Regions from separate parts of the Mus musculus genome. Here regions 1, 3 and 4 are each linked to region 2. A link is a loop called in an ENCODE intact Hi-C map of the cell type or tissue named here. Cell type or tissue: left cerebral cortex. All regions are shown on one strand. Links, peaks and the distances in the headings refer to the core of each region. The heading gives the core; the rest is flanking DNA.

Region 1 (7,911 bases), core at 1,972-6,971, 140 kb after region 2:
TTTTGGTCAGTGTTTTGCCATGGAAATCAGACTAGAATGGTGCTGTTTACCTGTCTGGGATGAGGGTGAATTCACTGTTTGTTGTAGCTATGGAATTAGAAGTAACTCATCGTCTCTTACTGTCTTCAGGCGTCTCTAGAGATTCATGTCATCAGAGTCAGCAGCTGTGTAGCTGCTGTTTCCTGACAGTATGCTGGGACTCCGAGTGAAGACAGGGCTAGAAAGAAAAAGAATGTTGTATGCTGAGATTGTATCTCTGTCCTTTTGTCAATTGCATATGTTTCTGTGTTGTATCATTGCATGTATTACTTTGTTACCCACATACACAGTGAGATGATTCTTCGGGTAGCAGGTTAGCAGACTCCTCCATCTCAGCTTATCCATTGTCTCCGCAGCCTTTGGTGGGCATCTCTTCTCCCAGACTGCCCTGTTCCATGAAGCCCCCAGAGCATTAAGCGACTTGAGCCACACCCTGAGGAGGACAGAGAGATCTTGGATTCTTTTTGAAGAGCTGGTGTTTTTCACTGAGAAGCACTAATTTCTCCTCAGAGAAATGAGGTCCTAGGGGCAAACTCAGTACAGCGTTGGCCCCTAAAACTGGAGGTCTACCTCTTGGTGTCTTCCATGGTTAGTCTCCATTGGAAAACACTCTCACAGCAGGCCTGGAAGGGGCTTCAGCTGTAGACACCTGGCCCAGGCCTCTCTTCAGTTGAGGTAAGCGCAAATTCTCCAGCTTCAAGCATGGCATCTGTCTTTCCAGGCTGTGGTTTGGGTCATATCCCCAGTTCTCTTATGGAACTAAGAAGAGTCAAGTACTATGTAAGTACTGCTGTGGTGTAACACTGGTCCTGGGAAGAAGTGACCAGATGTCAACTCACTCCACTAATTGATGACAGCCCAAGTAATGACACCACCAATGTCCATTTTTGCAACTGATGAGTTATTAGGGTTACTTACAGGAATATGGGTGTGGGGGGGATTATACAAGGTCTTGTATGACCCAATGACAGACAGCTCTATCAGAAATCCCATCCAAGCATGGTGATGACTCAGCAAAGCTTAAACCCTCCATCTCTTAACAGGATATGATGAGCTGCCACACAGGCCCGAACCTCATTGGCAGTCTTTACTGCTTATGAAACCTGGGAGGGAAAGGGGGCCTTGTGACTCTGCAAAGCTTCAGAGACTTCCTGAGTGCTAAGCAGCCTCCGCTTAGAGCATTCCTAGTCGGAACGAGCTTCTCTCCTGGATGGAATGTTTCATCCCGGAGGTCACTGAGACTCAACAGACTCAGACAATTGTCTTCTCGCCATCCCTCTGTTGTGGATGCTGTCATGTGATTAGAACATGCCTCCTAGCTCACTGTGTAGCTAGGAGTCTCATGGTCTTTACAACCTGCTTGCAACTTGAGATGACCATCATGAAAGGTAGATCTGGAAATATTACTGTCCTATTTTGAGTGGCAGGCCTAAAATCATGAATCATATATGTATACACACACACACACACACACACACACACGTATATATATCTTTTATAAGCAAGGGTATATTTACATGTTAAGATTCACAGATACTTCATATATGTATGTATTAATTCTATTTTATATAGGTATTACTTATATATTTATTTTGTATATCAACATTTTTAGGAGGAAAGTGAATTATAAGAGATGTAGATCAATATAAGTTTTATATATGTTAAGCTGAACATAAAGTCTGTAGTCTCGCTCCTTTTCTTTTCTTTTCTTCTTCTCTTTTTTTATTGACTAAGTTATTTATTCACTTTATATCCTGATCACCGCTTTCCTCCCTCCTTTCCTCTTAGTCCCTTTCTCTCCCCTCCTCTCCCCCACCATCCCTTCTCCCTTTCTCTCCAGAAAATGGGAGGCCTTCCATGGACATCAAACAGCCTCAGTCTATCAAGAGGGTTTGCAGTAAGTCTAGGCGCACCCTCTTCCATTGAGGCAGCCCAGTCAGAGGAAAGGCATCCAAAGACAGGCAATGTATTCAGAGATAGACCCTGCTCCTGCATTAGGAGTTCCAACATGAAGACCCAGCTACACAATAGTTACATACATGTAGGGAGCCTAAGTCCACCCCATACATACTCTCTGGTTGGCAGTTTAGTCTCCACGAGCCCCAGTGGGCCCAGGTGAGTTCACTCTGTAGGTTTTCTTGTTCAACCTGACATTTCTATTAGTGATTCTCAGAGGTGGCCTAATTTGATGGCTGAACACAGTTTGGATCCAAACACATCCTGGAGCAAAGTTGTAACTAAAAGTGCAAGCTGAACAGCCTGAGCCTCCATCCCTCCTTTTCCTGGCAGTGACAAGGTCTGTGATGTGTGCCAGGCACCATGGAATGAGTAAGACACCGGCAGAGCTTGGTGTTAACACTGTCTGCTATGACCTACCACTTTTATGTTTGTTTCTTTATTGTTCTTTGAGTTCTATCATATTTGACTTCACTTTCAAAACATTAGTGAACCCAGCAGAGCACACACTTCCCAGAGCCTCTGAGTTTTGCTCTGTTTTCTAGGATTTCTTGATCCACAGTCATCACAGCGGGGCTCCATTCCTGTTTCTTCCCATCATGGAGAACAGGGAGAGCTTATTTTTCTCTATAAATTATTTTTTTTTCTAAATCAAATCTACAAAGATTAAAAGATGTAATGAACATTAATAGCGGTTCAGCGCGTCAGTGTTTTATAGTCTGGGGACGGTCAAATTATTTGTTTATCTTTTGCTGCTGTGTTGTTTGGTTTTCAAACATGGTCTCAAATCTTAAAACAGACTAACCTGAAAGTTACTGGTCATCCAGGCTGACCTTTAACTGTGAGGCATTCACTTCTCTTAACTGGGTGAGTCCTGGAATTACCACGAGGCTTGTATCACCATGCTTACTCCATTCATTTTGTGAAAGCATTTTGATTATACATATACAACACACTCACACATACAGAACACACACATCTATATACATATATACACACATGTAAGTATGTGTATATATATTCATATACACATACACATATTAACCATTATGGTATTAATACAGGTGCTATCATTTCTACTGCTGAGAACGGAGCCCAGAAAAATATGAATATAGACCAATATTAAAATATAGATAAACTTATTATCCTTATATCTAAATATTATCTACACATACACATTCACACATGCACACTACTCCATAAGAAATGGCAGCCATTTAAAGGTAATATGTGAGATGCTTTATGAAAAAATATAGACACAGCCCATGCATCAACATTCCTCATACATGTATATGTACATAATCAAGGAGTTTACGTGAAAAATGCAAAATACAGAAAATACTGCTCTGGGTGGGTTTCATCTAGAATCCTTTTGCGTTCACACATTTCTCTAATTTCACATCGTATGATTCTGATAACAAAACAAAGGATAGACTCATTTCAGAAGCACCATTTTAGAAAAAGGTCATCTGCTCTGATAATTCTGTTCAGAAATGAACGGGGTCGGGGGTTTGGGGGTGTGGCCCACATGACACATTTCTAGGGCTCTTTTGTGCTTGATTTTGTCCCTCTGAGACAGCACAGTGGGCAGAGGAGCCCAAAGGGAACAGGCACAGCACACTCAGAGTTCCCCTCCCCCACTTTGCTCTCTGAAACTCTGCAGCCAACCTTATTGAATTCCTCGTAGCGATCCTGCCCAGTGCCCCGCTGTGGCCCAGCTGCTTTCCGGCACCCTCTCTGATAACAGAGAGAGGGCGCCCCACACCTGCTTCTGAGACTGGCTCCTTAGGGATGTTACTGTTGCCTCCTGGATCCTGTGCATGCTTGAGAAGGATCCCCGGAACGAGACATTATTATTTTCTCTTTTCTTCGCGGAAAAGAGGCTAAAAATAGGCACAGAAGCACCTTACAGCCTCCAGGCTAGTGGCTGGAAAGTCACCGTTCAGAGGTTAACGCGCCAGCATTAAGACAAAGTAAAGTAGCGAGCGCTCGCGATGTCACGGACTTGCAGAGTAAATAGGGGAGACAGGCTGCTCTGACGTGCTGAATTTATGAACTTTACTGTTCTGCTCCACCCAGAGCGCTCCCCTGCACTCATGGGATGCTGTTGCTGCATTTGCAAGCCACTGTCTCTTTCACCTCTGAGGCGCTGCATTTGCAAGCCACTGTCTTTCACCTCTGAGGCCTGGGAACCACAGCTCCCCTGGGGTCGCTCCTTGCATGGCTTCCGGAGCCTCCAGGGATCTTCAGGTCTCTCCAGGAACAATGCTGTGAGCCCGAAACTGCATTGTCTCAGCCGGATGTTTTGAGGAGGATCCAGGGCACGTTTGCCAGCTTCTAAACAGCATAGCACAACAGCCCCGCTTCTGTGAGTCTCTGCTTTGTGAATCTGCTTTCTGGACTTGTCCTTGCTCAGCACCCAAATTAGCTTAACAAGCTACGGAAATCTCAGCTCGACCTGGAGGCAGCAGTGGCAAGACAGAAACAGAGCTCCGAATCAATTGGCCAGAGGCGTGGGGGGTGGGGGAAGACAAAAGAAACATTGTGTCAAATTTATTTTCTGTACTCTTGGGATTGCAAGGAGAGCCTGAAAATGCTCACAGCGAGAGTGACTAGGGCCGGCTTGGATTTTTAGCTAAAATAAACCATATTCATGTCAAACTGCAAAGGGCACATTGGTTTACCGCGCGAGGGCAAAGAAGACAAACGGCGAAGTAGCGGCATCAAATAATGATCTGAAATTTACCACGGGTTCGCTCGGTACATCCTTCCCTAACTCGTGTATATTTCATTTAAATGTATCCATCAGTTTAAATAGGGCACTAGGTCCGTCCCGCCCTCCACCTGTGCTCTCAATGTTTCTCTGCGTGTCTGCCAGTTTGTGGGATGCCTGCAGCTAAGATGAATCAGAATACAAAGAGAGGGCTGACAGGTTCGTGTATGCCCAAGGTGAGCTGTGACCTAAAATGAGACTAGTTCTAAGGAAAGATGGATCACATGTGTCATGCATGCTGGACCAGCAGATGGCAGCAGAGCTCTGGGCTCCCACCACAGTGAAACTCCGTTCCCTCATCAGAGTGGTCCTATGTGCCCTCTGTGTCACTGACCCCAGAACAACATCTTTGATTTATAATCATACATGACTAGCATCTATCCCTTTTACTACAAATCTATGACATTAATTCAGAGGTCACCATTCTCTGAATGGGACATCCTGCTTACATAAAAAAGAAAAATAAAGTTTAAAGGCGTGGGGGAAATCACAGAACAAAATAGGGGGTATGTGTGTTTCCCCCGTCTTTGAGCTTCTTAGTCTATATTACCCCACAACCAAAACACAATATGTTGGTTGAAAGTGTTTTTTTTGCAACTAGTTCCTAGCATGAGGAAGCATAAGCCTTTAATTTCATCATCTGGGAAACAGAGACAGGAAGATGTCTGTGAGCTCAAGGCCAGCCTGGTTTGCATAATGAGTTCTGGGTCAGCCAGGTACAAAATGAGACCCTGTCTAACAACAAACAAACAAACAAACAACTCTTGCTTGGTTGACCATTCACAATCTCCCCATATTTAATAAAAATTTACCCCCAGAACTATTTTGAAATACCCTCTAACATAATATGATTAGAGATAGTGCCCAGAGCCAAATTTCACTTTGTCCTTAAAACCGCAGTCAGAGATTCTCCAGGTCTTCCCAGCTGTATTTTAATGGTTTAATGATTTTTCAAAGTAGAGGAGTTTGGGAAATTATAGGATTTAACAAATTGATGGCAGTTGGCCTTGTACAGGTTTAATTAAATTAGGGTTTAATTGACGAGATGGAAAGGGGTGGTGGGATTTTTCTCATCAGCATTCCGGGAGCATCAATGAAGATCTGCCTTGCCAGAAAGAGTGTCATAACCTCCCGAGACACTAGATGGTGCTGCAGAGTCACTATGGAATTTCTATTACCGGTTTTTAAGACTCTTTGATCCTACGTTATTATTTTTTTTCCTGCTTTCTGAAGAGCTTGCATCAGAAAACACACCAAAAAAGAGCAGATATTTTTAAAAACGCAGTATTGTCAATGGAATCGTGGAAATTGACGCCCGAGAAAGACGAGATAGGCATGCTTCTGCGTGTTTAAATTTAGATTCCATATTTAGATTAATCTTCAACCAAGTATAACAGTCTAAAGAGTCCTGGAAATACTTAATGGCCTTTTGCTGTGGCATTAATGAATTGCATGAAATTGAAATAAGATTTGCTTGGACGCTACCATCCGGTGGAAGAAGGCGCAGTTTGTCCTAAATAGATGTTGAACGCATTTCACCAGTGTGGTCTGCTGTGGAATATGCTGGGTGTGTGTGCCTCGTCATCCCCCTTTAATGGACAAACAGATCCTAGTGCAAAGCAAGGGGTTTAAAGCCAGATGCACAGCTCTGCGCCAATGCACACATGGACCAGGTTTCCTCTGTCATTCACTCCCTTGACTTGACATATAGACTATTTTAAAAGTGTGCCTATGCCTGGCTGTAACCGAGTAGTTGAGACAGCCCTCCCTACGCCTGTATTAAGCAATGAAGTGGGAGGCAATAGATGAGGAATGTGATTGAGACTGGCTGACTTTTTATAGGAAATTTCCTGTGTCTATTTACAGAGACATTATCAGTGAGAAAGAGGTTCTTCCCAATAAATTACAAGCTGTGGGCCCTGAGGAAAGGGGCTTCCTGTTTTAACACTATTCAGTGCACCCTGAGTGACAGCCATCTAGACTGACTTAGGCAAGGCACAGTGAGCATGGGTGGTATCTAACAAGGGCTGCTTAAACTCTTCTTCCAGCCTCCTGATTTCATTGCTCTCAGCTCACCTCCCCATCAGCCTCCAAGTCTCCCTTTCCATTCAGGGAGCATCACGGGCTTGCTTTCTTTCCAAGGTTCATATACATTTGCACACAATATACATAGCACCACTGTCTGCAGCTCCCGCTGGGGAAACATTGCATCACGCAGTCTGACTCTAACCCACACACAATTCCTCGTCAAAAGACGTGGTTTCCAGATTACCAATGAAAACATCAAGATTCCAAGAGTGTAAGCAACCTGTCCATGGTATCGAAGACACAAATAACAAGATAAATAAAATCCTCACCCCATCTGATTCTTAATCTTGTGCTGCTAACAGCTGTCAGAGGCCTCATTATAGCGCTTGAAAATCAACTCTACCAAAGAGCATGATAGCAAAAGTTTAGCAAGCCAAAACACCTTGCCTGGATCCAGCTTCCCCCTTCTGTCTATTATGCTTGCTCTGTGTGGCTGATCTACAAGTGCTTTTTGGGGTGGGGTAGGGTGGGGTGGGGGGAGCTTCAAGCCTAGAGAAGAAACCTTTTAGTATGACTTAGAATGTCAGTGATATGTTTGCGTACCAAGAAAGCCCTGAACACGTGTTTTGTTCACCTAGAAGTTTCCTATACATCGTTATGGTTATTTTTCTAAGATGTGTGTGTGTGTGTGTGTGTGTGTGTGTGTGTGTGTGTGTGTGTGCGTGCGTGCGCGCACGCATGTATGTGCGAGCGTGTGTGTATGTTCCGGAGAATATACAACAGGTTCTGTTCCTGACCCTGCAGGCATGGAACGCTGAATCTGACCAGATCAAGGCCAATGGCCCAGGAATCCATGATGGTAGCACCTGGGATCAGCTGCCATCCAGTAGTAGAACTAGGATCTATCCTATACACTCTGACTTAGACTTTACTTATGCCCAGTCCTGGATTGACCCTGATACCACCAGGCTAAAAGGTCTTGGTAGTTCTTAGGTCAGCACCCATCTGCTAGCCTAAAGGAAAGTTTCTGAGATACAGAATACATCCCACTCGGGGCTGAGCAAGTGCCTATAGCCTGCACTTTAGGTCTGCACAGTATCAGTCCAGAGTTGTCC
Region 2 (7,911 bases), core at 1,124-6,123:
TCTTTTTGAGGTTTGTGTGCGGTTGGATAATTTTCATCCTTCTCCTTGGAAGAAGGATTTACTTCCAAGTTTCACCTCCTCTTCTCTATCCACCCAGCTGTGTGTCTTAAGAAAAAAGAATACAAAGCAACCTATTGTCCAATTGGTGCCTCCCATTTATTCTGGGATGTATGCCCTTCCACAGAAGCCTGGTTGCCTTACCAGGGACTACACCCTCAGAGAACTGTACCTCCCTCTTCTCGCACCTATTAGTTGCTAGTAGTTCCTTGGCTGGGATGGGTGCCTTGTACCCAATTCCCATCTCTGTGCTTTCAGGCTTAGGCTTGCACAGGCCTGAGTATGCTACCAGAACTGCCATGGGTTTGTATGTGTGGCAGCCCTGCTGTGTCCAGAGGACAGTGTTTTCCTTGGAGTGACCCAGCAGTCTGGGTCTTACATTCTTTCCATCCCCCCTTTACCAGTGATCTCTGAGCCTGGGAGGAGCAGTGTGGCGTGGATCTACTATTATACTCAGGGCTGAGCACAGCTCTTCTCCACACCTTGTCCAGTTGTGGGTCCCTGTATTTATCATTGTCTACTAGAGAAAGAGACTTCTCTGATGAGGACTGAGAGATGCACTCATCTATGGCTCCAGTGATAAGTCATAAGGACTTGGTTCAGTACCATGCCCATTTAGCAGAATAATAGCCCTGGGTTCTCCCATGAGGAATTTGTATGATCAGTGTAGCCATTGGTGGTTGGCTTGATAATGGTGCCAGGTAACAGTTTCAGCATGTGGGCTGAGGCATAAATCCAATCAGAAAGTGATTGGTTCCTCCCAGGACACTATCTTTTGCAGTTGTATCAGTGGGCACATCAGGCTAGTCATTGTGACAGTTCTCAGGGTTCGCAGGGAGGCAGGACTGATGGCTGCTTGAGTCATAGCACGTAGCCAAAGAAAGCTGGGGCACTGGTCTGAAAACTTCATACCTTGTGGCTAGCTTCACAGTGCTGGAAGGCACTACTCATGCTACTGGAGGAGAAAAGTCATCTGTAATGATTTTTAATATAGAAATTACACCTATCCTTTCTTTCTAGCTCACACATATCCATACACATATGCAGATGGTATATGTGTATAGCCATATACTGACCTATCTTCCTTTGCTTATCCTCCTTAATTCTGATCCAATTAGTTTTGAAAACTCTGAAATGAGTATGAATAATAAGACCCAACCAATTACATGTTGTAGAATTGACACCATGCTGAGATAAAACATAAATATTGGCACAGGAGGACCAACCAACCAACCAACCAAACAAACAAACAAACCCTGTGTTAAAACTCTCTAACTTCTAGGTGATTATACTTTAAATACTTTGTAAAAAGTTTTTAAAAGTAAAGGTGATAGAGGAGTTAATTATTTTATCAAATGATTTGAAGGAAGTATTTGTTAATTTTAGACCAATGTTCCTAAGAAAATGTTTCTCAGAGGAAAACATATCTTTGGTAAACAAATAGATGTATGAAAAGTTTCTTTCCACAGATGCATTTGGGCATAAAACTAAAGATTAATTTTGGTTAATGTTTTACCAAAAGGCATCTTCTTATGAGCAATTGATTGTAAAGTGCATGGTTTATGCTCTACAAGGAAATAATGGAGATTGGTGAGAAAGCTCTCATGTTGGTCTTCCTGTGCACAATAACGGCAAGTCAGGATTGGGAAGCTGGACCTGCTCCTTATGAGGGACTATGGTTTCTCACTGAGGGCAGATCAATGGAACCACACGGTACAAGCACATCCAACAATAGCCGGCACTGTGAGGAATGCAGGTGAATGATCACAGAAAGGCACCTCCTGGCAAAGTCCATCAAAGAGTGGGTTGCACGGTGCTGAAGAGCACACAAAGGGTCCAGGATGCCAAGCTCTGTAACCCAGGAGTCATGAGACTGAATCACCACCCGACGCTACAGAAGGGGTGGTGAGCCTCTGCAGTATCTTCCATGTGTGCCTCTCATGTGATCCAGAAATGTATCCACAATGTCTACCTGGTGTTCTTAGTTTTTACTCAAGAAAGTGAAAGCGTATACATCTGAAGACTTGCTCACAAGGACTTGTGGCAGCTTCATTGGCTGTAGTTTAAAATCTGGGCTGAGACAACATCCCCACACTGCAATCTTTGGTCCCTATCTGATGGGCAGATGATGGGACCTTTAAGATGTGGGCCCCATGGAAGGAAATGAGTTCACTGGGGACATGTCCTTGAAGAGAACTTTCCACCATTGATGTTATTCCTCAACACAGGCAACAAGGATAGAGTCAACCACTATTTCCCAAAAGCCAGGCGTGTAACTACAAACACAAACAACCCTTGTTTCTGTTTTTTTTTTTTTTTTTTTTTTTTTTTTTTTTTTAAGTTTCTCTGGTGTTCCTTTACTTGGCAGAAAGTGGACTCACTCAACTTGAGCATCAATTCTGGAACAATCTCAGTTTGTAACACTCTCATCTGTGTGGTGTTAGGTCTGTAGCGGCTGTTCATGTGAGTAGTATGCATTGAAGCTGTTCTCTGAAGGATCAGATTATAAGCTGCCCTTTGCCAGAAGGGGGCAACATACCAGAGAGACCAGTGAGACCTCTAACAGCCCTAAGCATCTCAGACACCTGCTTCTAACACCTTGCTTTCACAGAAGAGCTCGCTGGTGTCCTGAAGCCTCGGAGCTGACGGGAAATCAGTCATTCTGGGCAGCATCCTTAAGCTTTGATCTTTCCAGCAGCAATGTGAATTTTACATATTTTTTTTCCCCCCACCGGCATACTTTGTTAGGTTTTTTTTTTTTTTTTTTTTTTATCACAAAAGACTAAGGCTTAGCCTTTGATAAATTCTCATTTGCAGAGATAAAGTAAAAGGGGGAAAAAGCATTGGGACCTTATAGGAAATGGCAATTTCACCCCAACACCCCCCCCCACCACACACACTCATGCAGTGATAATTTCGAAGTTTAGAAGGGTAACACACACACACACACACACACACACACACACACACATATACACACACACACACACACACACACACACACACACACACACACACACACACACACACACACACACACACACACACACACACACACACACACACACACACACACACACACACACACACACACACACACACACACACACACACACACACACACACACACACACACACACACACACACACACACACACACACACACACACACACACACACACACACACACACACACACACACACACACACACACACACACACACACACACACACACACACACACACACACACACACACACACACACACACACACACACACACACACACACACACACACACACACACACACACACACACACACAGACACACACACACACACACACACACACACACACACACACACACACACACACACACACACACACACACACACATACACACACACGCACACACACACACCTACCCCTTCAAGCATGAAAAAAGCATTTGAATTAAGCCAGGCACACAAAGCAAGAGAATTGTGGAGAGAAGCTCTCTGACAGGCAAGCCTGCTCTTTATTCTCTTGAGCTAATTCTGCCACACGACACACTGGCATCCAGAAAAGTAAGATTCTGACAGGCTAATTTCAGCTTGTGCTTCCAATGAAATGTACATAAGGCACTTGTTACGTCTAGTGACAGTCAGTGTCATTTTCTGTTTAAAAGCAATCCATTTGTGTGGATGCCTAGGAGAGCAGGTGCCCGTTGAGGGAGTAGGAAGGGCGTTTGGGGTCTAGTGAAGGTTTGCACGGCCGCTTGGCTGAGGCAAGGGAAGTGAGGCTCGGCCCGGATCATCAGGCTGGATTATCAGGCTGCTTGGGTTCAAGGACAGAGTCATCAAGTCAAGCTGGTGTCTGTCCATGACTTCCCCCGTCAGCGGTAAGATCTTAGGACCTATAGAACAGACGATCAGGTGGTGATATCGTTTGCTTATCAGTCCAGCTTGCTGCAGCTGCGAAGTAGAAAAGCTAAAAACAAAGTCTCTGAGGACAGACACATCAGAATACGGAAACAGAACACCAAAAAAACAAAACGGAGGCAGGCTAAAGGAGGACACGTGTGACCAGTAGGTGGCGCCATTATACCGCACAGAACCCGGCTTTCTGGCAGAGCTCTACTGGGGAGATTAGAGCCATATACAATTTCCTGTTGGCATTGAAGGTGAAGTCAAGGGTTGATATAAAGAGCTCCATGAGGCTCTGAAAATGCCGCATGCCGGCAGCAACCCAGGCTCACCCTTAAAAGAACTTCAGGAGTGAGGGCGCCAAGGAGGATACTGAGTCATAGCCCCATCGAAATAGTGTCTGATGTCACTGGCGAAAATAGACCCGGAGATCTCTTCTGTTTATCCCGCTGTAAAGAGGTGACATTCATCGGGTGACTAGAGAGTTCATTTAATTATAAAAGACAGAGCCATAATAGAGAAGCAGGATACGACTCCCTTGTCTAAAAGGTGTGGTGGATATTTGGAACCATGTATTTCCTAACCTGTGGTTTACAGCGTCTTTTAAAATTTGCTTTCCAAAGGAAACAGCATTTGGAACAGCAAAGATTGCTCAGGTCAAGACAGTGTGTAATTACAGTGCCAGATGGAGACTATTTCTGCCAACCACGATTCTAATTTCGTCTTTCCCTTTACCCAGTACTAAATTGAGTCTACTTAATAGAGACGCGTACTGCCAAAGCCACCCACAGCCCGTGTCCCATTCTGATTTCCACCTATCTTGTAAGATTTCAGACAAGCTTGAGGTTTAGATTGAACAAAGACAAGCTGAGCTACCATAGGGCTGGCTAATCTACAAAGAGGATCTGGGGGTGGGGTGGGTGCTTAAACAGTACATAGAGTGGGCAGGCACAGTCCTCTGACCAGAAAAGCCTCAGGCAAGGACAGTCTGGCACCCCCCTGTTGTGGATTTAAACTACCATTTCTTTGCACTGACTCTCAACTATCTCAGCAGGGATTTTGCTCAGCAATCTTTGCAGAGCCTGTTTCTTCCCTACATACTGAGTATGAGCAGTGGGTAGGGTTTTATTTCATCCTCCTTCCCCAAAATCACTGTGGTTTCAGGGAACTAGAACAGAACATGGGCCTCAGTGTGGGGCAGCTGTAGAGCAGTGATCTGACCATGGAAGCTAGCTTCGCCACAGGGGTGTACTTTTTGTTTGTAGGGACTAGAAAGTATGGGAATAGGTATGAAAGGAATAGGGCTGGACAGAAGGGAGGAATGGGAGAAATGAGGGGGAGAGGGGTGGAGAAAAGAATAGAGGGGAGGAGAGGATGGGAGGGGAGAAAAGAGGAGGGGAGGAGAAAAGGAGAGGGGGAGGGCAGAGGAGAAGAGGGGAAAAGAGGATAGGGGAAGGAAGAGAAGAAGGGAAGATGAGCGAGGAGGGGGAGGAGAGGAGAGGGGAGGGAAGAGGAGGGAAGGAAAATGGAAAGGGGAGAGGGAGAAAGGAGAGGAGAGGGGAGGGGAAAAGGGAGGGGAATGTAGAGGAGGGGAGTGGGGAGGGAAGAGGAGAAGAGGGGAAAAGAGGATAGGGGAAAGAAGAGAAGAAGGGAAGATGAGCGAGGAGGGGGAGGGGGAAAGGAGAAGAAAAGGGAAGGGAAAAAGGGAGGGGAATGTAGAGGAGGGGAGTGGGGAGGGAAGAGGAGAAGGAAAGTCAGAAGAGGAGGGGAAGGGGAAGAGAAGGGAAGGGAGGAGAGGGGAGGGAAGCCCCATAGAACTTGATCAATGATAAGGATGTACAGCCGAAGCTTCGGAGTGTACATCTGGAAGATCCACTCTGTTGTGTTCAGCTTGTTTTCTTTCTTATCAGAGAGAGCTGCTATTACCTACATCAGGGTCCTATTTACGCAATCATGGCAATTTTCCAAAAGGGATTTAATGATTACACAATTTCATAAACCCAAGAGCTGAGTTCTCTCTTATCCGAGTCCTGAAGCCACCCCTAGCTCTTTCTGCAATCTCTCTATTCACTCACCCTTTGAATGACACCGCCTCCTGTGGTCATGCTTTTACCAACTTCAATAACTGTTTCCCATAGGCATGTCTCAGTGGATGTAGGGGCATCCACTGGGACAGGGGCAATATTTCAGCAACCACACCCCGGAAAATACCTACCAGCAGCTGTGGATGCCCTGTAGCTTCTTAACTGGATGCAGGGCCTTGGTAGCTCTGTCCTTGTCCATGGTGCAATACTGACCAGTTTGACCTTGTGCAATTCCTGTGAAGACTACTACAGCTATGGTGAGTTCATGGGTACCCATCCTTGTCATCCTCGGTAGACATCCATCAACTCACGGCATCCTTCCCATCCTCTGGTCCTTATGACCTTTCTGCCCTTTCCTCTGAGATGTTCCCCAAGCCTGGCAAGATGGAGGTATGATATAGACAACCCATTTGGAGATGAACACTTTATAATGGCTTATTTTCTGCAACTATGATTAGCTTTGGTTCTCTGTATTAACCTCTGCCCATTATAAAACGAAGCTGCTCTGTTTATAGGTGACAGCTGCATTATGGGAAATAAAGATACATGTTTAGAAGACAGTTGGATAGTGTATCAATTTAGCAAAATGATAGTTACAGGCTACCCTACAGTGTCTGGGTCTATGCCCTTGCTTGCCATTGGATCTTCAGCAGGTTTATAGTATCGGGCATGATTTTCTTCCTATTGAGTAGACCTTAAATGTCGTCAGACAGTTGTTAGTTCACCCACATGATGTTCGTGCCACGACTGCCTCCAGGGGCATATCTTGCCAGGTCTATTGCTATTGCAGCTTACAGGGTTCACAAGTGGCAATACTGCTGTTCACTTTCTTCCCCCACAGCCTGTATACATAGCCCCTTCTAATACCATGAAAGCGATTCATCAGGGAGAAAGCTTTCCAGACAGTCTCAGCTTGATTTTGTCAACTCCTGTGGCCAGCCCTTGGCATTTCCATCCATAGAACCTGAATTTCAAATTCTGGTGGTCAGCCAGGAGCAATGGAAACAGCCTGGGTTGGTTTGGGAGTCTCTGGGACTCCCTGGCTAGCAACTTGAAGGGAGATAACCATAGCTCACACTCAACTTTTGTTTTACAACCTATGGCTTCTGGCGAGACCACTGTCCCCTAACCATGGGAGTTAATTCCATTTAAACTACTCAAAAATACAGGTATAGGAAAATTCATAAAAAAGCAGGTTCTAAAATGTCTCCAGTGTAGTTAATTGCTCTTCCCATCCCATCTTCTTCTTCCTTACCCTTCCATCCTGTTCCCTGCCTGATTTTTGTGGTCCTTTAAGTGATAATTGTCCTGGACCATTAGACTTGAGCTATCCTGAATCTGTCTTTCGTGGCAGGATCCTCATCGTAGCCAGATAAGAAATGAATAGATGTCTGACACTCCTAATCTATCACAAAACTACTTCTTCAGCTAGATGTCCCCCTCTTCTGACCTCTCAAAGGACAAGAGGTGGCGACTTTAGAGGCCAGCCTTCTAGCCGGCATCTCTACCTCCATCAAGGTCCCATTTTTTTAGGCTTGCCCTATGCTTCACTAGGGATATCCTTACTACCGATTGCTTCCTCTCCACACATGCATATACAATCAGATAATGAGCATCAGAGAAGGAAAGAAAGCTTTGACTCACCGCGGAATGTGGCTGGATGTTACTTTTATTTCATTCTTATTACTATTATTGTTGTTGCTATTATCATTGTTGTAATTATTATTATTTTGCAGCACTTAGGGACTGAACTCTGGGACTGGTGTGTGGTTCTGTTACTGGGCTACATTGTCAACCTTCAACCACTGATGATTCCCATCTATAGAACCTTACTTTCAAGTTCTGATGGACAGAAGTGTTCATCTC
Region 3 (7,911 bases), core at 1,576-6,575, 1.3 Mb after region 2:
TTGTACAGATGGTTGTGAGCCTTCATGTGATTGTTGGGAATTGAACTTAGGACCTCTGCTTGCTCTAGCCAACCCCACTTGCTCCGGCCAAAGATTTATTTACTAGTGTAAGTTCACTATAGCTGTCTTCAAACGCACCAGAAGAGGGTATCAGATCTCATTATGGGTGGTTGTAAGCCACCATGTGGTTGCTGGGATTTGAACTCAGTACCTTTGGAAGAGCAGTCAGTGCTCTTACCCACTGAACCATCTCACCAGCCCCCCCCCAAAGTATTTCTCTTGGTTATTAACATTTAAGAATTTTTGTTTGTACAGTCAGTATACAAATATTGCTAATGGAGACAACCAAAAGAGAATCTCAATTTATGACATGATGAAACACATCTGTGATCAAAGCCCTAGAGAAGTGGTTCCAGGAAGTTCAAGACCAGCCTGGGCTAGTGTAGAACATATTCAAAAACCCAAATTGGGAGGAGGAGGGAAGAGGAGGAGGAGGAAGAAACAACCAACCAACCAACCAGCCCAGGACACACTGAGGGTCCTCTTTATTACCAGCATTCTCTCCAGCACTGTCTTGTTCTTTCTCCCCTCTTCAGGGTCCAAGCCATCTATACAAATCACAAAGTAACTCATAATTCAATACTCAAAGTTGATTTTGAGACACAACTTTAGCTATCACGTAACAAAATAAGCTTACTATTACATATCCTATGGCATTCAGCTAACTCATACCTGAAAACCAAATTTTATATAGATGAAAATGAAGTAAAAAATAAAATAGCACCACACCCCTCCTTACCACAACATAATATACAATTTTCCTATAACCGAAAAACTAACCTAGGATTTTAAAATTCATATCTTATTTTATCTTCCCTAATTATTTTCCTATCCAACGCACTTCACTTTCTATTTACTCATCCAACCCAGTACTGGAAATTGAACCTCGGACCTTGAATGTGCAAGGCAAGTAGTCTATCAATGAAGATAGTACCACCAAAACAGTCCCTCAGCCCTCACACTGCCTTTCTAAGATTAAGAAAAACTTCATCTTAGCCCACAAAGTACAGACAATACAAAACAGCAACACAAATGGTTGTAAATAGTAGACAGCTGGCAACTGCAAACAACGACTCTTTTGTCTTTGGTTAATGGTGGTTTAAGGATAATGAGTCTGTGCACTGTATACTTAATTTTGTTCTTATTTGGAAGAAATGTTTAAAAAAAAGACTTGAGAAATATGTAAAGTAACAAAATAAAGTTTAAAATAATTGAGACTTCACATCTGAAGATAGCACAAATTAATAGTTATAACAAAAATTTCTTAGAGATCAGGCTTAAAGGTACTTTTACTTGCTAACAATATAACTTAGATATTTTCTACAAAAGAGCCAACTTAGCTACCATTCCTGAAACCAGCAATGTCTAGACCATGGTACTCAACCTGTTTATTGCAACCCCTTTGAGTATTGGATGACCCTTTCAAGGGTTCATATATCCTGCGTGTCAGATATTTATGATTCCAAACAGTAAAATTACAGTGATAAAGTATCAATGAAAATTGTATGGCTGGGGTCACCACACATGAGAAACTGTATTAAAGAGTGGCAGCATTAAAAAGTTTGAGAGCTGGTTCAGACCATTAAATCTCTTCATGTTTTCAGCAATGAAGTGTGTGTGTGTGTATGTGTGTGTGTGTGTGGGTGTGTGAAGCTGTGACTGAGTTCCAAGATTCTTTCCAATTCCAAAACTTTGGAATTGTAGTATTTCTATGAAAAAGGCTAACTCTTGTTTGTTTGCAGAGCAGAAGATTAAATCCAAAGCCTTAAATATGCCAGGTCACCCCACACTCTACCAGGTCCTTTATAGTGTACACAGTGACTTTAGGGCCAATTATGAAACTCTTGTCTCCCTCACACTCCCAATCTAAGATATGCCAGTACCCAAAAGATACAAAAACCTGAAAGGGAGAAACAGCAGTATCAAGTACAGCAGCCTGTCTCATTAAGGGATTTCACTGTAACTGAATGCTTATACAACTAAAGAAAACCTAGGTTAAAAGCAGAAACACTGTGGTAGATCAAAGTTGCAAACAACTAAGAGCCCTGAAAGGAACATCTTTAAATAGCTCTCTTGTCTCCTGTTTGGAGCATAAACTTCAGGTATTAAAAGTGTAATCCAAAATGTCCTTGTACAAGGACACTGTTTCTAGGTCTAGTGCATATTCCTATACCATTTAAATTCTGTCCTTTGAGAACAGGTCTGAGTTCATCTCTTCTTCAGAACCACTGGTGAACCTCCCAATCTAAAGTAGTCTTTCTAGTACCAGGCTTTAGTCTCTGTTTAGGTTATCAATAACTATGGAATAATTCTAAAGTTCTGGTATATTCCCCCATAATACCCCATACATACTTTTAGTTATGTCATTAAAAATTAGCAGTGAAATAGGGTACTCTGAAATTCAAAACACTACAGAATAATAATCACTTTCTATTAAATTCACCAAAAAACACTCACTTTACATTAAATACATTGCAAACCTATGAGTTTGAAATTCATTGACCCAGTCATAAAAGTTTTCTGGGACTTACTATCAGACATTAGAAATCATTTATCACACACGGACACACACACACAGAGACACACACACACAGAGACACACACACACACACACACACAGGTATCCTAAAAGCAAAATGGCATGTCAAAAAAATCAAAACCACTACCACAAAAAAAAAAGTCAGTAACTAATACACTTCAACAACATCAAATGACAACAAAAAACTGGAAGCTAGAAGACACAAAAAAGATATTTAGCTCATAAATGTGTGTGTGTGTGTGTGTGTTAAAGAAACACAAAGGGCTAGTATTTTAGTGAGCGTTCAATTCTGTTATATCCATTAATATCCATTAATAATAAAGCGTAGAAGGAAGCTAAGGAAAACTCAGTACCTGTTAATTATACGTGGTTTTCACTGATACATCTAAAACTTTTCCTAAGGAGTATTTGTTATTAAAACACATCTGTCTAGTTCTTTCAACAACTTCTTAATTAGTAAGAGAAAAGAATTCAAGCTTCTCAAAAGTTTACACACTAAGAAACAATGTTCAAAATATGCACACCAGACTCCTCATTCTTTGTCTTTGTTGTTGTTGTTTTGAGACAGATTTTCTCTACTTAGGTCCTGGCTGTCCAGGAACTCACCCTGTAAAACCGGGTAGAGCATGGGGAGTTTGGAAGGGATAGGAGAGGGGGATGTCTTGAATTCACAAAGATCCTCCTGCCTCTGCCTACCTTCTGAATGCTGGGATTAATGCATGTGCCACGATAAAAGCTGAGCTTTCTCACCTACTCTCCTGCTCTCTTCTGAAGGGAAATACAGTTCTGCTCCTAACTGAAAAACGACTGCATTCAATTCTCTATAAGCATTGTAGAAAATCAACAAGTATAATACAAGTTGGTATAGTTGTACCAAAGTTCCTATGTCAGTTTCTTCCTTCCTGGATCTCCATAAAAAATCCAACGAAGAAAAGACACATCCTTTCATTATACTGAGAGTTTAATTTCAAGTGACTGAGAAATAGTATTTCACAACTGGAAGAAAACTAATACAATAACCAAGAAAAATGTGATAATATTAAAAAGGCACACATTTCCCAAACAGTAATGAACAGCATTTTTTTTCAACAATTGTTAAGGCACATTTTAAAACAAATTATATAACACTGCCAAAATAAACTAATAAGAAATCCTGTAATGCTATAAACTCTAGCAATAAAGTGAGATAAGATATGGTTTAACTGCTGATAACTTTTTATCGCTGTAATAAACTATGATCCTCAGAAGAACTTTCTCCTCATATAACATAATAGCTACGACTCACCTTTTTTCTAATATTACTATACAGCAATCACTGACCCAAGATTCAGGACAGTATGGATTATGAGCAAATGCATGCTTAGTATGTAACATATTACATCACCCCAAATAACTGTTCAATACTAATATAAAAACAGAAGACATTACAGGAAAAATTATAATCTATCTGCTAGTTACATTAAATAGTCAACCTATAGTCTCTTAAAGACTAAATCTTTAAAGATACAACCTTAGGCATACTTACCATCATAAGGGCAATTAACTACAACTCATCCTATTCCTGAGCAACCCCCCTTCCCTTATAATATAAAGGATAAAATGTTCTTTTCTGACAAAGTCACTTCCCAACACATTTTAGTCACTAAATGCTCTTGTGTGTACTGACATCCCCATCTGCTGGAACATAAGTTCCTTACTGTTAAAGATTCTTAACGACAAAAAGGTTGCAGTAAAGATTTTCCAAATACAGCTTCAAAGCTTCATTTCTACCAAGGAGGTTTGTCTACGTGTAAATAACTTTCACAGGCACTAGTCTGTTCCTTTCCTTCAGGATAAGATCTAAAGCATTGGTCTAAAGAGGAAACTTTCTCCTTTTAAAATACAATGTGGATCATATTTCCATCATACACACAGATACACACAGACACACACAGATATACACACACAGACACACACACACACACTTCTCATTTTAAAAGATTTGTTCTCCTAATCTCTGCTGGGTTTAAGGTAAAAGCTACTTAAAAAGGTACAATAAAAGAGCTTACACAGTAAATATTAATATCAAAAAGTAGATAGATTTAGTACTAAAGGAAAACACTGCACATAAAATCAAAACACACTAGAAATGAGAATCACTACACATAAATTTATAATGTGTAAAAATGAGAAAGACCATTTAAATATATTTAGAAGTTTGCAGATTATTTTGATTTTGAGAATATCTCCTTTATACTATAGAAAGAATCAAGTAAGTAATAATATCACCATCAAGAATGATATTTGGGGGCTGTAGTAATGCTCAGTGGTTAAGAGTACTGGCTGCTCTTCCAGGGGACACAGATGTGATTCCTATCACTCATATGGTGACTCAAAACTGTAACTCTATTCCAAGAAGTCTAACACACTCTTCTAGCCTTCATGGGCATCAGGTACACGCGCAGACATACATGCAAGCAAGATAAACATAAAATATAACTTTAAAAATATTACTTTGGGGCTGGAGAGATGGCTCAGCGGTTAAGAGCACCGACTGCTCTTCCAGAGGTCCTGAGTTCAATTCCCAGCAACGACATGGTGGCTCACAACCATCTGTAATGGGATCTGATGCCCTCTTCTGGTTTGTCTGACAGCTATAGTGTACTCATATAAATAAAATAAATAAATCTTTTTTAAAAAATTACTTTGGTGTAGAAAAAGAATGATAAAATTGTGATAAAACTAAACTAAAAGTGCAGACACAAACTGATTAAAATAAATAGTACCTACCAGCACCCACAGGAAATAGACTGAAAAATGATCTCACATCAACAATAATGAATACTTTGTACCTATATATAGTCTGTAACACCATTCAAAATGGAAAAGAACTTTAGTGAAAACGCTAGTTTTACATATGGAGCAGAAAACACACATAGTTGAGGAATATACTGTCCCAAAAAGCAAGAAACATTCCAATAGACAAAGGAGCCAATCTGATTATCCCTGACCACAACTTATCTATGAAATCCACGCACTTAATAATGATGAGTATAAAAGGTCGCCATTTGAGTGGCTAACAACTCTGGCTACATAATGAGAAATCTACATAGCTTTCCCAATAGGATTTTATTTCAAATAATACCTACTCTGTTGTTCAAAGTTTAACTTTTCAAACTACCAAGATATTGGATGGAAGTATTAGAATGAGAAAAGCATCATGGTAGATGTTCTCATGAAATGAATTCAGGCAGATTAGCAGCTGTTAACCAAGCATAAAGGGTTCATACGCAAACCTAAGGCTGATTTAGGTTCTGATCAAAACATAAATAAAACCTTCGTTTTACAGAAGGGAACCACCCAGACTCATGCCTCTGTATTCTAATCTAGTTAACAATCTGAGTCTCACTAACAGTGAAACTGACTACTGTCTCTACTGACACAATAAAACTTAAAAGAACACACCACCACCTCTGATATAATCCAAACATGCTATACTTCAATCTGCCTTGCCTTTTAAATCTAACTTCCTAAACCTGGTGAGATGGCAGCACTCATATAATTCCTACATTTGAGAGCAGGAGGATCATTACAAATTTGAGGCCACTCAACACTAAACACACAGTAAGTTCAAAGATAGTCTGATATACAAAGCCAAGACCCAGTCTTAAGCATACAAAACAAATACAAAATTATAAATAAGTATATAAATATAATTTCCAGCATACTAAGGATACAAAGAATAAGGAAGCCGGGTGTGGTGGCACAGGCCTTTAATCTCAGCTCTTGGGAGGCAGAGACAGGCGGATTTTTGAGTTCAAGGCCAGCCTGGTCTACAAAGTGAGTTCCAGGACAGCCAGGGCTACACAGAGAAACCCTGTCTGGGAAAAAAACAAAACAAAAAACAAACAAACAAAAAAAGAATAAGGAACAATTTCCCAACAAAGAAGTTCAAGTTGAGGCATTGGGGGGGGGGGGGGTGTTCGAGACAGGGTTGAGACACTACACCCAGCTGAGGCTTTTTTTTTTTTTTTTTTTTTTTTTAGTTTAAAAATTTTTTTTTTTAATTTTTATGTAATAAAAAGTAAAAGTCCTTGAGGCATCTGTCAGTCTCTCACACAGGACACTAAAGTTAATGGAGAAGAACAGGGAGCCCAAGTCTGAGATTATAAATATGAGAAAATAAAAGATCTTCTGTCCCTGGGGTGGGGAGGTAGATGAGAGGATGGGAGAACAAGACTGGGTGAGACCCAGCTGGGACAGAGCAGGAACCTCCCCCACCCCTGCTGGACCCCAGCCTGGCCCTCTTGAAGGACCCTTCCCATTCAAGGTGCTTGGCAAGAATTCCCCAACTCCCCCAGCTGGTCCCAGCTGCTGGAGGGAAGAGACATAGATCACTTCCCTCCACTCAAGGTCGTCTCAGGTCCTGGTCAGGACAACCTTCAGTTCCCCAGGGAGTGGAAGGGGAGCTGCTGGGAGGGATGAGATTGAACTGGTTGGAGGGGAAAGCAAGAAAACAGGAGCATTAGAACCGGAGCAGCTGTCCCTGTCAATGCATCCACGGGGTGAGGGGTGTGGGAAGGAGCAGCCTCCTAGAGGAGTCTCAGGGGGCTGTCAGAAGCACAGGTCAATTACTGTTTCCCAGTAGGCCAGAGCCTTACTCAGGGGCCCAGCTCAGCCCCGCCCCACCCCCAGGTTGAGGCATTTTTTTTTAAAGATGTTTTCAAATTTTAAAAGTTTTTAAAATTATAACAAGGTTCAACTATTTGATTTGGACACTGCAGGAATAAAGAACACTCCAGATGCAACTACAGAAATCTGAGTTGTGACTCTTGTTAATGTGGTGTCACTAACAAAATATATTAATTTTGAAAGATACAAACTTTAAAGATGAAATATCAATGTATCTCTATTGTATTTTAACCAATACTGAAAATACAGCTAAGCAGAAGTAACACAGATCAGCTATAGCAATGCTCAGAAAATCTTCACTATGTTTGCTAACAAAGATTTGATTTAACACAAGACATCATTTTGAAAAACATCTCACCAAGCCAAGCTAGTTAAATTCTAAGAGTCAACAAAAGCAAGAATTTCTTCATTCTTTTCAACTTTCATCCAAAAAAATCAAAAAGTACAATTTTTGTTAGGCAGTGGTGGTGCAATGCACGCCTTTACTCCCAACACTCCAGAGACAAATACAAATGGATCTCTTGAGTTTCAGGACAGCCAGGCCTACACAGAGAAACCCTGTCTCCCCTCCCCCAACCCCACCCCATTAAAAAAAAAAAAAAAAAAAAAAAAAAAAACCACAACCCAAAACAACAATAAAA
Region 4 (7,911 bases), core at 1,383-6,382, 120 kb after region 2:
TTGAGGAAAATACGTAATAATAAAAAATATTTTTAAAAAAAGACATGCTTGCATAGACTCAGGCTTGGGTGTAGCATTAGCTGTTTGCATTCTGATGTTAATTCTGCTTCCTCAACAGGGGTTGTCCCCTGTGAGCAGCCCCCATCCAGTTCTCAGTGATGCCACAGGAACCTTCTCCTCTGACCTGGCAATAAAGGCTAGAGCCTGTGATTGGGCAGTGGAGGGGAAAGGTGGTACTGGAGATTTGAGAAGTGGGATGGGAAGGTAGGTAGGAAGAAAAGAACAAGCAGGGGAAAAGAGAGGAAGGGAGGAGAAGGAAGCGGCCATGCAAGAGGAAGAATGGGGAGGAGGGAGAGAGAGAGCTGCCACGGAGCAGGAATAAAGAAAACTTGGCCCCGGGGGCTGGCCAATTGGAGCTAGGAGCAGCTCAGATGAAACATAGTAAGCAATAACTTGGGTTAATGATAGGAAGTTAGGTAGGAAAGAAGCAGGCATGGAGGGTAGGCAGCTGCCCAGCTATTGTGATGCCTAAGAAATATTTGAAAACGTAGGGGCTATGTGTGCCTTTCATTGGGGAACATAAATTGTCAAAGGCAGGTAGAGACCCTGCACAGGGATTTTGTAAATGTTTAGTACAGCTGGGATCCCAGCTTTGTTTCTCAGTCACTGGTGATAAGCACTCAGAGACACAGACCTTAACCTCTGTCTACCTTCGTGTTCTTCTTGTACAGGCTTGCCTTTTGTTCTGTGCAGATGGACTCAGAACTATTGATTTTATCTATCTATCTATCTATCTATCTATCTATCTATCTATCTATCTATTGTAGAAGTGGCACACATTCGAAGGTTAGAGGTCTCTTCTTCTACCATGTGTGTCCCAAGTTCAAACTCAGGTTGTCCATCTTGCTAGCCCCACTGTCTTGGAACTCCACAGTAAACACAGAATAAATAGATGCCCAGACATAGAAATACCATAGAGAACTAGACTTTCATCTGTTTATTTTCTCTGGGATATCCACCCCTCTGTATATTGTTGCTTCCAAGGATGAGGGAGCTCTTGAGAACTTTAGGTGCACGCTATCCGGTAGGATGCGGGCTAATAGTCTCCAGGAAGATGGGGCCAGTTTTCATCGAAACCAGAGCCTTAGGTGTCATTTGCACACTTGTCACAAGACGTGTCTTTCTGAAAATATGTTGACCAAACCTTTCCCATTGTTAATCATCATTAACTTCAAGCTGCTTTGCTGCTGGTGAGGTGGCGCTTCATTTTTAGAAGGTCCAGATGCTTGGGGAACATCTGCGTTTGCCTCAGTAGCTCGTCTGCGTGAACCAAGCCTGGATCTGTTGACAACACCAATATAAATAGCCAGCCTCAGAACATCAGAATAGCCACAGAATATCGGAATAGGCAGCATCGTGATGAAAACAGACTTTCCCCCCAGATTTTCATTTTCTTGTCACCCCATTCACGTTTAGGTCTGCGAGGTTAAATGAGCTTTGAGTTGTTTTGTTACCTTAGACTTCCCCCAGGAGATTTCCCCGGGCTATGTGAGCCCTGGTTGGGAAGTATTTCTCTGTCCCAAATGATCAGGACTCAGCCAAATTTACTGTTTCTTATCCATTTATTATTTCTAAGATGGGCCCTTCAGTTTTTCACTTAGACCAGTGGTTCTTAACTGTCCTAATGTGTGACCCTCTAATATAGTTCCTCAGGTTGTGGTGATCCCCAACCATAGAACTCTTTCTTTTTGTTTGTTTGTTTGTTTTTTTGTTTTTTGTTTTTGTTTTGTTTTCAATGGGAAAATACCTTTTTTATTTACCTCTAAAACATAAGAGACACAGTAGGATACTTTGTGTTTAAAAACAGCTTCACCCATATAGGGGTTTCTATATAGAGCATAGTGTAAATGCAATTTGTGCTCTGTGTAGCCCTGGATGCCCTGATCATAAAGGCCTATGCTTAAGGGCATCTATTTTCCTCTTATTGTAAAGAACAAAGAACAGTCATATAAGTACCTTGTATGTTTACAAAGGACACGGTAAAGAAGATACTTCAGATCTTTCAGTTGGAATTTACTAAAGAGGGGACATAACTCGGAGGGGCAGGCCATCTAAGAATGGAAATTCCTCAGTGAATGCCTCATTACTTCCCCAAGCACCATCACATGACAGGTTATCCAGAAACACTTCAGACTTTGTAAAATATATCAAACCCCACAGTAACAACTAATAATATTAATTCAAAACATATACATGCTAAAATAGTGCATTAGAAATACATTAACACATAACATTGATATACCTTTTGATGACCTAGTTTTCATAGTTAGAATCCTATAAAAGACCATTGGGTTGTAGAGTGGAGAATTACATTCACCTTATTAAAGTTATTATACACCAAGACAGGTGATATACTGTTTAGATCTCAGCGCTTCAGGAGAATTCAAGTATCCAGATCTACAAAGCAAGATTCAGTTCAGCAAACAGACACCAAGTGAGATCCTGTCTCAAAAACAAGGGCCAAAAAACAAACGAACAAACAAACAAACAAACAAAAAAAAACGAAAACCAATATTACAAATTATTTCATTAACAAATATATGTCTCAACTATTTCTGTTTCCTAGGGCCCAAAGCTAATTCAATAATTTCATTGCTACTTCATAACTGTAATTTTAAGACTGTTATGAATTGTAATGTAAATATATTTTTTTTTCTGTCTTAGGCAATTCCTGTAAAAGGGTCATTTGGCATGCCCCTCCCTCAAGGGGTCAGACCCCACAGGCTTAGAAAAACTGTTTCAAATACTTGTATGAGTTTTGAAGACCAAGGGGTTGTGAGAATATTCCCAAATTTAAAGTATATACTTCAGAGTTTCCCCCTGATCCTGTACACCAGTGCTTATGCCTGTGATGAGCTTTTGGTTTTGTTTGCTCGCTTGTCTTTAGATAGATGTATTTTATGTGCACCATACATCAGTGTGTCCTGGTGTCTGTCTGATGGTCCATAGGTGGTGATGCATGTACCTGGAAATTATTAGAATTGAAAACTGTACAAATATTCCCATAAGCCCAACATTAAATATTAATTTATATTTTTACCCAAATGTTGTTTTTCAGATGCAATAGAGTCTCTAATTATAATAATATTATTTGAGAACATAAAGGGAACCGAAAGTCTCCTCTTTTATTCATTGGGTAATTGCTGGAAAAGCATTTACAAGATACCCAGTTATCTTTCATAGACCATCATGCCTCCCTCACCTTTGATGATATTAAAATCTGCTATGGACTGGGGCTCTGTGTTTGGTTCCAGTGTTTGATGGCATTTGTTGATGCTGGTGTGGATGTTTTCTATAGAATGGATGAGCAGACATCATTGGTCAGAGTTTCTTGAGGTCAAGGTCAAACTCAGAGATTGGGAAGCCCACTAGGAGACAGGGAGGTGGGTGGGTGTTTTCTTCTGGGGATGCACATGGATTTTTGTGTGTGTGTGTATGTGCATGTTTCTATCAGATGTTAGGGGTATATTCTACATTACAACAGACATTGGCTTTTCATTACAGAGGGGATCTGTCTTCTAAACTTTGAAGATTTTTTTTTTAAAGATATGATGTGATAATAACACATGGTATTAGTATTGTGGTTTTAGGTATTAATTGTGATCTTTGTAGGAATTTAAAATTACAATGAATTTTTTCAGTTACATTTTAGTTGAGGTTATTTTTCTTTTAAATAGAACCTGAAACCAGTTCAGTTTCCCTTAATCCAGATTCACCTGTGTCACATTTAACAGCATTTTTTTTTAATCTCAGCATAAAATTAGGCCGTCTGTTACTAGTAATTGAATGTCTCATTTCTTTCTATGCTGAGACCCTCATTGTCTTTGAGGAGTTAATAGATGAATGTTAGTGGAATTTCCAGATAACAAACTTAACTTCTTTTTTCTTTTTGCTAATGATGTCAGTCCTTGCTTGGTTCCCCGTAAAATGATATTCTCCTACCAGGAGATAGAGAAATAAATGGTTCCTAGTTAAGATCACTTGTTCTTCCAGAGATCCCAGGTTTGAATCCCAGAACCCATTGGCATTTCACACTGTGGAACTGATGCCCTCTTCTGGCCTCTGAAGGCACTGCATGAATATGGTGCACATAAAATACATCTATCTAAAGACAAGCAAGCAAGCAAAACAAAACAAAAAAGCCCATACACACAGCATAAAATTAAAATCAAAGATATTTTAAGGACTAGAATTTTGCACCCAAGCCAGTTTTGAATGTACATACCTGTACAATCTTACTTTCTATGTGATAAGCTATCTAGTCAAGGTTAGATTTATTGTCTTCGACTTTAAGGTGGGAATGATACCTCTGTTTTAGGTATTTTCATGAGGAATAATTGAAATAAAGTGTGTAAAACACCCAATTGGATCTAAGGCTTGACACACAAATGTGTATGTTCTTTTATTCTGATAAAATAAGTTAGACTGTGGAGAAAATCAAATGATTCAGTTGGCAATCTAATTCATTGAAAGAGTATCAGTATTGTCATAAGGCTTGAAAGTATTATCTTTAATAGTTTTTCTTTGAAGAACATACTAGAATTATCTCTGGAATTTCCGAGCCTACTGTAGACACAACCCAGGCCTCTACCATAAGCAGGCACGTACCTACTGCTTCAGAGCTCCTGTCTTGTGCATTCTGCATGGGAGCACTGTTCCCTGTGGGTTCTCTGGGAACCCGCCATGTGACATTGAGCATCTCTGGTGGGTGCCTTTAGTATTCTCCCCAAATCCATTTGATGTGATAGTGACAATGGACAAAGGTCAGCCCAGGTGCTTGGCATTCCTGCTGCATCAACGCATTATGCTGGGTCCTTGTTCACAGTGAAAACTCACCTGTGGAAATAGGTTCCCGTGACAGTAAACTTCACAAACCGCTAGCTGGGCTGTGACATACTAGAGAAACCATGTAACAGACAAAAAACTAGTGACTGAGCACGCTGAGAGATAAGAGTCTGCACACCCAACACATAACTTATGTGCTTGAGCCAGTGACAGAATTTTCTTGTTATTAAGTGCTAATTAATTTGTCCACTGGTTTATAGACCTGCTGGATGTTCCCTCCTCATGCATATTTGATGACTTTGGCTAAGTAATTAAAGTTTCCTGAATAGCTTGTGTTTCTGCTCTGCATGTGGCTTATCTCTTTGGGGGATTCTGTCACTAAAAATGCAAACTGCACTCAGAGAAGTCCTCTGGCCCTCCAGCTGGCTTCCTCCTCCCAGCCTAGGGAGCAGGGAAGCTCGTCTGCTAAGGGTGAGCTCAAGTGAGTTCCAACTGCCTCCTGAATGTGTCCTCCATAAAACTTGCCTGGAAACCATTCCTGAGTACAAGCCTCACAGAGCCCAGGCAGCGATGTGAAATTTAAGAGTGTTCCTGTTACCTGGGTTCTCGAGATGTTAAGCAAAGGACATTCGTGCTGATTTTTATTAATCTCATGTTCTTGTATTTGAATAAGCTAATGTCCTTCAAGCGACTATGTTCTGCTCTTGGTCAGTTCCTGCTCCTGGAAACCAAACCTGAGGATTGAGCACAAGGCGGGCCTCACTGTCATCTCAGGGCAGCAGCTACTGCTTTGTGCTGACACCTCACTTTGCCTTTCTACATAGGAGCCGCTGGCTCCCATCATTCCTCTGGCCATACTGTCATTTCCTCTTTTGTCTGTGGAATTTTGTGCAAGCCAGTCAGCAAGCGGGTTAACAGCATCATGGCTAACCTGACCCTCTAGCCCTGGTCCTTATGTAACAATGTTGCCAACAACATTCTCTAGAGCACGATCCCTTGTTTCTTAAACAGGTTTCAGTGTTGGTATGTCTTATTACTCGTTGTATTTTAAACCCAACTAATTTTCTCCTGAAGGGGTCCCCCCCCCCCTTTTGTAAAACACTGACAAAGTTACCATCAATGCACTATTACCCTGTGTAATGCCAGGGACCCACTAAAATACATACAAGAATCACACACTTGGGGAAGAGCTGGCAGAATGTCATGCTATCACTGTTTCAGATTTGAAGTTGAAGTTAAGACTGTGTTTGCTTTTCACTCTTTAGAGGCTTCATCGATTAGCATGCTCCTGAAAGCCGGGTTAAGAGGTTGCTGGTGGCTGCTTTTTCATATACATCTGCTGGGAAACATTTCCTTTGAAGAGAGAGTGTTTGGAACCCTTTAAGCTGTTGCCTTTTGTTGCTTTTAGGTCACATATGTAACTTACATGATAATGACAAAGACAAATCTAACAGGACAGAGAGTGACCATAGATTTCTCCAAAAACAGTCGATGAAAGATGCTCAATATGTTAAATCATTTGGATAGAAATAAAAGCTAAAATGGCTGGCGAATCACTTCATACCCCTGAGTATGAAAAAAACAAGAAAGCAAAACAACACAAACCAAAAAAACCTCATCACTGTTAGAATGGAGAATCTGGAACACCGGATGTCCCTGACTGGATTTTAGGAAGTAAAGTCCCTATCAAAGCAACCAGAGAATTCTTTTCATTAATAAACATACTTAGTATACAACCCAGAATCCTATTCCCCACAGGAATTTACCAAAAAGAGACTTGAGAATGCATTTGTGCACAAAACAATCTGAACAGGAATGAACGCTAGCATTGCACACAAGAATTGAAACTAGAACCATTTTGGATATTTATTCACTGAGTAGGGCATACACAAAATTTACTAAATCTGTAAATGGAATATTTCTCAGCCATAAGAATGAAATATAGGCGTATGCCATGACAGGGCTAGGACTCAGAGCCTGTGTATATGGAACACGTGAGAAAATAGCAAATATTGTAAGGTTCCGTGTCTGTGGTCAGGATAAAAATGTGCTGGATACCGAATGGGGATTAGAGACCAGTGCTGGGGGAGGACTGCTGGCTGAGAGAATGCTAATGGGTGAAGACCTTAACTGTAGACAATAATGTTGCAAATAGAGTTATTAAGCTGCCACATCCTCCCCCACTGTATACTTTAATAAGTAAATTTTATGGTGTGTGAATTATACCATAATAAAACTGTTATTCTAAAAAGTGAAATTAGAATTCTATCACCAGCATGCAGAAGTGCTCACGGTCCCCTTCTCCTGGATCGAACTGTTTCTTGGATGATACACTGTATTCCCTGGTTCTTGATATCCACTGAGCACAGAAGAGGCTGTAGCTCATGGAAGAGTGTACCTATCTATCAGCAGTCGTTAGCCACCACCAAACATTGTTATGTGTGCCCGTGGCTCTGAGCACTGTAATTTCAGCCAGCTACGGCTCAGAGAGTTAAATCCCACAAAAGGAATAACCAGGCCCATGACTAAGGGCTGCTCTGCTTCACAGAACTGAGCCTATCCCTCTCCGCTGCTATTTTAGTTATGTTTAGTTGACATGACTTCCACCCACAAGCTTCAATATGAATTGAAGCTTGGCCCTTGACAGGTTCAGAATGGCCAAGGAACCATTTGTGGGAGTGAGGATCCATGTCTGTCCTTCTTGAAGATGAAGGGTAAGCGTCTCTAGTGTAGCTTGCCAGATGTTGCAGGCAGAATGGTGTTGTCCTGAGCACCTTGGAGCTCAGGAACACAACACAGCTCCCAGTTGAATTTCAGATGCAGCTTGCTCTGCAAGCAGAGTAGACTGTTCATCTGGTCTACCAGCAGAAAAATGTGTATATAATAAGGGCTGGGGAAAATAATTCAGGGTGTGCAGATGAAGCTTGTCTTGCAATCATGAAGACCTGAGACCAGATTCCCTGCATCCAGATGAAAAGCCAGGCTTTGTGGTATGTGTTTATTATAATCCTAGCCCTGGGAACAGGAAGGTGAGTGGCTCCCTGGGGCTCACTGGCCAGCCAGCCT

The links. A loop is a pair of places that touch in the nucleus more often than their neighbours do. Peaks named below come from ENCODE experiments on the same cell type or tissue, not always from the same donor. Only the 100,000 strongest peaks of a DNase experiment are listed, where the experiment ranks them.
Region 1: a loop joins it to region 2, with 11 times the contacts of the local background. A loop is called at or near these places in 18 of 42 quality-filtered maps.
Region 3: it touches region 2 in a loop (16-fold over the local background); 6 of 42 quality-filtered maps call a loop at or near these places.
Region 4: a loop joins it to region 2, with 4 times the contacts of the local background. A loop is called at or near these places in 25 of 42 quality-filtered maps.

What each region holds. Positions count from the first base shown.
Region 1 is chr17:9,163,624-9,171,534 of GRCm38, forward strand. 6530411M01Rik (RIKEN cDNA 6530411M01 gene) reads right to left here and starts at 4,399. Exons shown (of 3, transcript NR_027881.1): 1 at 3,664-4,399. It overlaps Gm52287 (a long non-coding RNA gene), which reads left to right. Exons shown (of 2, transcript XR_003952250.1): 1 at 1-714; 2 at 1,083-6,252. In left cerebral cortex, for the core only: CTCF peaks have their summits at 3,742, 5,018 (motif pointing right) and 5,911 (motif pointing right); DNase peaks (open chromatin) are centred at 3,754, 4,032, 4,320, 4,991 and 3 more places; H3K4me3 peaks cover 2,123 bases; H3K27ac peaks cover 2,649 bases.
Region 2 is chr17:9,027,788-9,035,698 of GRCm38, forward strand. No RefSeq gene overlaps it. Among named protein-coding and RNA genes, the nearest start is that of 1700010I14Rik, 43 kb to the left of the region's middle. In left cerebral cortex, for the core only: CTCF peaks have their summits at 2,578 (motif pointing right) and 4,119 (motif pointing right); DNase peaks (open chromatin) are centred at 2,558, 3,627, 4,169 and 4,716; H3K4me3 peaks cover 978 bases; H3K27ac peaks cover 1,219 bases.
Region 3 is chr17:10,302,353-10,310,263 of GRCm38, forward strand. The region is part of intron 1 of Qk (quaking); the gene reads right to left. Among named protein-coding and RNA genes, the nearest start is that of Qk, 13 kb to the right of the region's middle. In left cerebral cortex, for the core only: CTCF peaks have their summits at 4,286 and 5,294; a DNase peak (open chromatin) is centred at 4,286; H3K4me3 peaks cover 817 bases.
Region 4 is chr17:9,146,736-9,154,646 of GRCm38, forward strand. 6530411M01Rik (RIKEN cDNA 6530411M01 gene) reads right to left here. Exons shown (of 3, transcript NR_027881.1): 2 at 2,378-2,502; 3 at 984-1,341. Among named protein-coding and RNA genes, the nearest start is that of Gm52287, 9.6 kb to the right of the region's middle. In left cerebral cortex, for the core only: a CTCF peak has its summit at 4,122 (motif pointing left); no DNase peak of the experiment used is centred there.